3 separate regions of the Mus musculus genome follow, and regions 2 and 3 are each linked to region 1. A link is a loop called in an ENCODE intact Hi-C map of the cell type or tissue named here. Cell type or tissue: left cerebral cortex. All regions are shown on one strand. Region 1 holds the start of Spryd4 (SPRY domain containing 4). Region 2 has its middle 3.1 kb from the start of n-TScga2. Region 3 overlaps Stat2 (signal transducer and activator of transcription 2).

The links. Peaks named below come from ENCODE experiments on the same cell type or tissue, not always from the same donor. Only the 100,000 strongest peaks of a DNase experiment are listed, where the experiment ranks them.
Region 2: a loop joins it to region 1, with 2.2 times the contacts of the local background. A loop is called at or near these places in 3 of 42 quality-filtered maps.
Region 3: it touches region 1 in a loop (5-fold over the local background); 19 of 42 quality-filtered maps call a loop at or near these places.

Annotation. Positions count from the first base shown.
Region 1 is chr10:128,211,434-128,213,933 of GRCm38, reverse strand. It overlaps Spryd4 (SPRY domain containing 4), which reads left to right and starts at 2,140. Exons shown (of 2, transcript NM_025716.2): 1 at 2,140-2,225. The coding sequence starts at 2,141. In left cerebral cortex, CTCF peaks have their summits at 979 and 2,175 (motif pointing right); DNase peaks (open chromatin) are centred at 965, 2,085 and 2,456; H3K4me3 peaks cover 1,367 bases; H3K27ac peaks cover 742 bases.
Region 2 is chr10:128,454,218-128,456,717 of GRCm38, reverse strand. No RefSeq gene overlaps it. Among named protein-coding and RNA genes, the nearest start is that of n-TScga2, 3.1 kb to the left of the region's middle. In left cerebral cortex, a CTCF peak has its summit at 1,176 (motif pointing right); a DNase peak (open chromatin) is centred at 1,220; H3K27ac peaks cover 377 bases.
Region 3 is chr10:128,283,235-128,285,734 of GRCm38, reverse strand. Stat2 (signal transducer and activator of transcription 2) reads right to left here. Exons shown (of 24, transcript NM_019963.2): 15 at 2,419-2,500; 16 at 2,153-2,251; 17 at 1,916-2,051; 18 at 1,756-1,808; 19 at 1,543-1,637; 20 at 652-788; 21 at 281-463; 22 at 17-74. Among named protein-coding and RNA genes, the nearest start is that of Il23a, 14 kb to the left of the region's middle. In left cerebral cortex, a CTCF peak has its summit at 1,480 (motif pointing right); a DNase peak (open chromatin) is centred at 1,494.

The DNA.
Region 1 (2,500 bases):
AAATCTTAAAAAAATAAGGCACACAGATCATCTAAATGATGAAGGTAAGTTTATTTGATGGTAGAAGTAAAGTAATATAAGAAATGACAGGTGAAGCTACTCTCTGAATGAGTATAAAATAATGCAGGTATTTCCACTGGCGATACATACCTATAATCCAGACTCAGGAGGCTCCGCCAGAAAGGTCCACAGTTCAAATGCTGCCCTACGCTACAGTGTGTATGAGTTCCAATGTCAACTTCGTGAGACCTCGTCTACAAATTAAAACAAGCAAACAACCATATCTTAAAAAGGGCCAGGAATACAGCTCAGTGGTCATGATGAGGGCAGGGAATAAGAAGGCGCAAGTCTATAGGTGCTTCAGAGACCCAGTTCTGAAACCATTCCCTCTTCATTATCCACACCCGAAGCATTAGCAGAACAGGCACAACCTCTCTAGAGGAAATTCCCTCAACATTTTTGCTCCGACGTTTAAAAGTCAATAGAAGAGGAAGATGGGATGCAAACGAGGCAGGTGGGAGCTGCTTCAGGACCGCGGTACCTGAGTGCGAGCTCTCCCAGAGCAAGGAGAGCGACTCGGTTAAGGGGAAGCGCCGGGATAACGATTGGTTTCCTCTGCCGCCCGCAGGCGGAGAGACTCGGAGGTCGTGCAGCAGAAACAGAAAAAGGCAAACGAGAACGGCTTCGTGACCAACCCTCTTGGTCTTCGCCTATGCGCCAGAGCCTTCCCACCGTGCTATACAGTTCCTTCCCTTCGGCATTTGCAAGTCTGCAGCAGGTCCCTCTCGTGTTTCCTTCCTCTCTTACCCTGGGCCACTCCTGGAAAGTGAGGTTACTCTTCCCAGTTTTGAGGTATGCGACATACCTCAAAGTATTAAAAGTAGTTTTGTAATTAGAAGGGGAAAAAAAAAGTTAACCTGCATCTCTACAGTTACGGGGCTGAAAAGGCTGGGCCTGACTGAACCCTAGTGGAGAGAATGAGTCACTGCACCACCCCACACACACTTTCAAGCTCATTTATACATTAAAAAATAATGAGGTAGCCGGGCGTTGGTGGCGCACACCTTTTATCCCAGCACTCGGGAGGCAGAGGCAGGCAGATTTCTGAGTTCGAGGCCAGCCCGGTCTACAGAGTGAGTTCCAGGACAGCCAGGACTTCACAGAGAAACCCTGTCTCGAAAATAATAATAATAATAATAATAATAATAATAATAATAATAATAATAATAATAATAACAATAATAATAATAATGAGCACAAGTCATGTTGTTAATCCCAGCACTCCGCGGGCTGAGGCAGGCCGATCCTTGAGACCCTGTCTCAAACTATAATAATAAAAAACTGATATACAGAGAAACCCTGTCTCGAAAAAAACAAAACAAAAACAACAAAAAAAAAACAACAAAAAAAAACTGAGCACAACCTGGCACTTGGGAAATTGAGGCAGCAGGATCTAGAGTTTGAGGCCTGCAAAGGTTACATAGTAACTCTGTCTCAGAAGACAGAACAGTAAGCTTGAATGTAGACACATTCTGTCCAAAGAGAATGCTGAGGCTCTGGGAAACGGATTTACGCTTTTTTTTTTTTTTTTTTTTTAAATAATGTGTGGTGCTCTGCCTGTCCTGGAACTTGGTATGTAGACCAGACTGGCCTCGAACTCATAGAAAACTGCCTGCCTCTGCCTCCTGAGGGCTGTGTGTCACTCCCCCCGCCCCCCCCGGATTAAACTACTTTAAAAAAATACTTCTTTTATCTTGCCAGACTTGGTATCGCATGCATTAATTTAGTCTCAGCACTTGGGTGGCAGAGGCAGGTAGATTTTTATGAAATTGAGGCCAGCCATGACTACATAATGAATTCCAGGCCAATCCAGGCTACAGGAGACCCTGTTTCAAAACCAAACAAATCAGAGACTCTGTTTACACAGGCTCTCTGGGTGTGTGTGTGTGTGAGAGGGGTATCCTACTTAGTTGAGATATAATCAGTACGTCTCTTCACGTATTGATCTAGCTCGCCAGACTAGAAATCACCGAGATACCGATTTCTCACGACACTCGCGTCTCGCACCACGTGCTCCGGGCGCGGACCAGTCATTGGTCGGTGTCCCCTGGGGGCGTGCCCCGTGCATCTGTGGCACAAGATGGCGCTGCCCTTTGCACGCTGTTGGAAGTTGTACCGCTGGGGCACCAAGCGATGGGGGGTCCCTGCTGTGGAATCCCGGAGAGGTAGGCATATTTCTTTTTTACTGTCACTCCAAAGTAGTTAACGTGTCATTCCCAGAGCGCGATCAGAGAACTCCACTCCTCATTTCTCCTCTCTCCCCTCTGCCTTGATCTAGCAAGATTCCAAACCTGGGGCACCGGCTTCTGGCTTCCCCAGTCAGTGATTTGCAGCTCCCAGGGCTGTCTTACTAAAGCGGCACCTCTGCTCTTTCCATGTTAACATTTGACATTGACTTTTCTCGATTTCCCGTCATCGCCTGGACAGCTTTCAGATCAAA
Region 2 (2,500 bases), 240 kb before region 1:
CCATGATTTAAAAGGGATGAGTGTGTAGTGGACCTACCACTTGTCAGAGAGAGCCTTTTTGTTTTGGTTTGGTTTTTTTGTTTTTGTTTTTGAGACAGGGTTTCTCTGTATAGCCCTCACTGTCCTGGAACTCACTTTGGAGACCAGGCTGGCCTCAAACTCAGAAATCCCCTGCCTCCCGAGTGCTCGTATTAAAGGTGTGCACCACCACGCCCAGGCAGAGAGAGCCTTTATCTGAAAAGCTGCAGTAGGCTGGGTCAGGTGGTACCTGTCTTTAATGCCACACTCAGGAGATGGAGGCAGGTGAATCTCTGGGATTTCAATACCAGCCTCTCTACTTAAAGTGTTTTCAAACGGCCAGGGCTACCTGTGAGGATTACATGAATTCATATATGTTTGGATGTACTGAGGCAGCCATACAACCACAAACCCTAAGCCCTACAAAGGCTGTGTATGTGGACCACCTGAGTCTTCTCTCAGCCAGTTTTCACAACATTCCATCTTGTGGTTATCTGACCTTATCTGGGCTGTTCCTCCGAGGCTGACAGAGCCTCTCTCATCCTTACCTCCTCTGCTCCCTGTAAACGTTGCACAGTCTCCTCTGGCTGGATGCAATGTCCCATGTCTACAACCCCAGGTCTTGGGAAGCCGCAGCAGGAGCATTGCTATTAGTTCAAGTTAAGGCTGAGCTTAACAGCGACAGCTTCTCTGAGAAAGGATTGGAGATGCAGTTCAGCTGCTGGAGTGCTCCTGTATATGAAACCTTGGGTTCAGTCCCTAGAACTGGGTCTGATGGGTGCACGCACACCTTTAATCCCAGCAGTTGGGAGCAGGACGATCAGAAATTCAAAATCTTGTGCTGCTACTGCTACATAGTGAGTTTAAGCTATCCTGTGCTACATGAAACCCTGTCAAAAAAAAAAAAAAACCTGATCACTTGTTGCCCTAATCTTACGGGAAGTCATTGTTCACACAGACAAGCCACTCAAATCTTTTACCTTGCTATGTGAATGCTCACACACATGGGGTTGTGTGTGTGTACGTGCGAGTGTTTTGGCATCTTTTCAAGGCTTTAAACTCAGTTGTGATCAAAGATGTATTACAGTAACAGAATCCCTTTTTTTTTTTTTTTTTTTTTTTTTTTGGTTTCCAATTAAACTATCTGAAGAACCACGAATCAACCAGCAGAGGGCAGTCAACAACCATGTTGTGAAGGAAAGAAGGGAGCCCTTCCATCCCCCAACACACACACACACACACACACACACACACACACACACACACGTTTACAAAATGGAGGCTACAGACGGTGGGGACACTGACAAGCCTGAAGATCATCCCTTCCACTCTTAGATGCTCACCCAGAATGTTTACGTGTGAAACACCAGGGGTTCCAAACTTCCCATCCAATAGATAACTCTGCAGCTGGCACATCCTTGTGATCCCAGGAAGGACAAGGCTGAGGCAGGAGGACCATGAGTTAGAGGTCAACTTGGGCTATATATCTAGTTCGAAGCCAGTCTGGGCTGTCATGAGACCCTGTCTCAAAATCAATTTTAAAAGAATTATATTTGGCCTTGCTCACCCTCCCTGATCCTGCTTATTCCGGCTTCCCCTGTAATCTATCCTTTCTCTGTCTTGGTTGAGGTTACTATTGCTGTGATGAAACTCCAGAGTGGTGGGGAAAGGGCTTACTTGGCTTACACTTCCACACTGTAGTCCACTGAAGGAGGTCAGGACAGGAGCTCACACAGGGCAGGAACCTGGAGGCAGGAGCTGATGCAGAGGCCATGGAGAGTGCTGCTTACTGGTTTGCTCAGCCTGCTTTCTTATAGAACTCTAGCTCACCAGCCCAGGGATGGCACCACCCACAATGGGCTGGGCCCTTCCCCATCATTCACTAATTAAGAAAATGTCCCACAAGCTTACCTATAGCCTGATCTCATGGAGGCATTGTTTTAAATTACAGTTCCCTCCTCTCAGATGACCCTAGCCTGTGTCGAGTTGACATAAAATTAGCCAGCACAACCTTGGAATTCTCCTGTTCCCCTGAGTCAGCACTTCATGAATTCACGAAGGACAAAGCCACACACCTTCACTTGACAATCCCTAGTCACTATTTTCTTATTTTAGACAGGGTCTTGTTTTTGTTTTTCGAGTCAGTGTTTCTCTATGTAGCCCTAGCTGCCCTAGAACTCACTCTGTAGATCAGGCTGACCAGACTGGATCTTACTAGGTACTGGCCTAGAATTAGCTATGCAACCCAGGCTAGTCAAACCTATTGTCTTTCCTCAGCCTCTTCAGTGCTGGAATTATAGGCAAGCTCTACCATTCCTGGGTGCTTTGTATTTTCAAGATAGGGCTTCTCTGTGTAGCCCTGGCTGTCCTGTAGCCCTGGCTGTCCTGTAGCCCTGGCTGTCCTGGAACTAACTTGCTCTGTAGGCCACGCTGGCCTCTGTCTCCTGGGTGCTGGCATTAAAGATGAGCACTACCATACCCA
Region 3 (2,500 bases), 72 kb before region 1:
AGGGTTTGTGTCTCACCTGTTAGAGATCACAATGAGTTTATGTTTCAAATATTTCCTCTGTTCTTCAAAATTAACTGTGGGGAGACAGACAGGAGATGGGAGAGATCAATTTGCTGGTCACACAGGTCAGCGCTCCCCTATTGCAAGACGGTCCTGACAAGGTTACCTCCTTACTGCACACTCTGTATAGCCCTGTCCTGCGTGTGAAGGGAGGGAGCCGAATCTATCAATATCTGACAACACTTTCATTCTAGGAAGGATGTATGTTAAAGACCCCAACCTTTTTCCTGGTAGTAACACCCAAAAGCTTCGTCCCGAGGGATTCGGGGATAGAGGAAGCGGAGTGGGTTCTCGGGGATGTTCTCTTCGGCAAGAACCTGGTAGTGGCGGATGATCTCTGTCAGTGGGAGTGACTGTAACACTTCCTTGGTGTAGGGCTGCACTGAGTAGATTTCGACTTTATCTGAAGGACATAGTGTGGTAACATGAAGTGAGTGAGACTAGGCCCGGGGTTCCCAGACCAAACAGACACCGACCCCAAACAGACACCACCCCCACTCCAAGAGCGGACCTAGGGTCAGGGTGGGAGGGTCCGTATGGGGTGCCTGGCAGAAAGCAGACTGCAGGAATGGTACGGGGGAGGGTGCTGACCGTCATCCTGGTGCTCCACCCAAGAACAAGTAATGCCCCCTTCAGAAGTTTCACTGAAGCGCAGTAGGAAGGTGCCAGACAACATCTTCTTCAGCAGTCTGCGTTCCTGGTTGCGGCTCACAAAGCCCATGATGCGCCTGGAGCAGAGTAGACAGACTGAGGAGAGCACCCAGGTGAGGGGTGAGGAGATGGCTCTGCAGCGAAAGGTACCTCACGCCAGCCTGGTTGCCTGAGTTCAATCTCTAGGACCCACATGGTGGAAGGAGAGAACCGACCCCTGTAAGCTATACTCTGACCTCCACATGCACTCGGGTGTGCGCAGGCAGGCGCTCCCACGTGCACACACAGACAGACAGACAGACAGACACACAAAATAAATACATAAAAATATAATAGGGTTGGGCATAGGAGTGAATGCCTTTAATCCCAGCGCTTGGGAGGCAGAGGAAAGCGTAGACAGACAAATGTGGTCTACACAGCAAGATCCAGGACTGTCAGCCAGAGCCACATAATAGAGACATACTGACACACCTCCGCGCCTCCACTCGTGCCCCCCACCCCGCCCCCACAACTCTGTCCATTGATCGAGGAGTTCCCAATTTCTCTAAGCGTGTTTCCTCATGGAACTGAAGGTGGAAGTACTCCGCCACTCAGTGTGGTCAGAGGGGTTGCGCGAACAGAAGCACCCTGCAGGCTCCAGGCTCTGCAACACAGTGGATGCTTGACAAATTCAGACCACAACTGCTATTACTAATGGGGACTTGCACCGTATTGGGTTGGGTTTTTGTTTTTGTTTTTTTGTTGTTGGTTTTTTTTCTTTCCCTTGTGCCACCAGGGGGCGCCCAAAGTGCAGTCCTGAGCTCAGTTAAGGAAATCGACGCCAGGCCTTACCCATCCTTCCAGAGATCCTTCAGGTGGTCGTGCACCAGCTCCAGAATTTTGTCCAGCCAGGTCCAGAAAGGGATCTTACCAGGGGGGCTCTCTCGCTGAAGGAGGAACAGAGAGGCAGGAAGGGATGTGGAGCTGCCCGTGGTGGGGGGAAGGGAAGAGGTGTGCCCAGTGTTTGGACCGGGGACTAGCGGGACACAGGCTGCAGGGTGTTACCTTGCAAAAGTCTACCCAGGACAACAGCGCATCCTCCATCTTGCAGCTCTTTCCTGTGGATCAGAGTCACAGACGGATGACTGAAGGAGGCCAAGGCCAGGCAGAGGACTCTGGTAGGGGCAAGCCAAGGCTAGGGAATGACCAAAAAGAAAAACCGTACCAAACAGCTTGGTTCTCAGCATGCCCAGCTGCTCAGAATCGAGGCCTCGGCCAACGTAAGAGGAGAACTGCCAGCTGAGCACAGGTCCCAGCAAACTCCAGGGGGCTTTCGGAGCTTGGCAGAAGAACTGCTGGTTCTGCAGGGTTCAGGTGAGCCGGCTCAGAAGCAGCCCTTCCTGCGACCTCTGCCCCTCACCCGCTCGCCGCCTCCGCTGCTGCCGCCTCCTCCTCCTCCTACCTTGGGATTTGGGCTGAGCATGTTGAACCAGAGAATGGAGGCCCAGGCAATGGAGAGTTGGTTCATGTTAGAAATAATCACAACAGGGAGAGTGTCCGTCTGGGAGGAAGACCGGAGTTATGGTGGAGAACGGGATGTTTATAACTGCAGGCATCTGCGTCCGTGCGTGGGCAAGGACACCCACTCCAGGACGCTTCTGTTGGTGCCCTCCTTGACCCTTCCTCTAAATCTGCTGCCTCTCTCGCTCCCCGCTTCCCGTCACTCACCTGCAGCTTCATCTTCAGACCCTGGTACACGTACTCAACCACGAAGCTGATGACATGTAACTCCTCTGTCACTGCCAGCGGC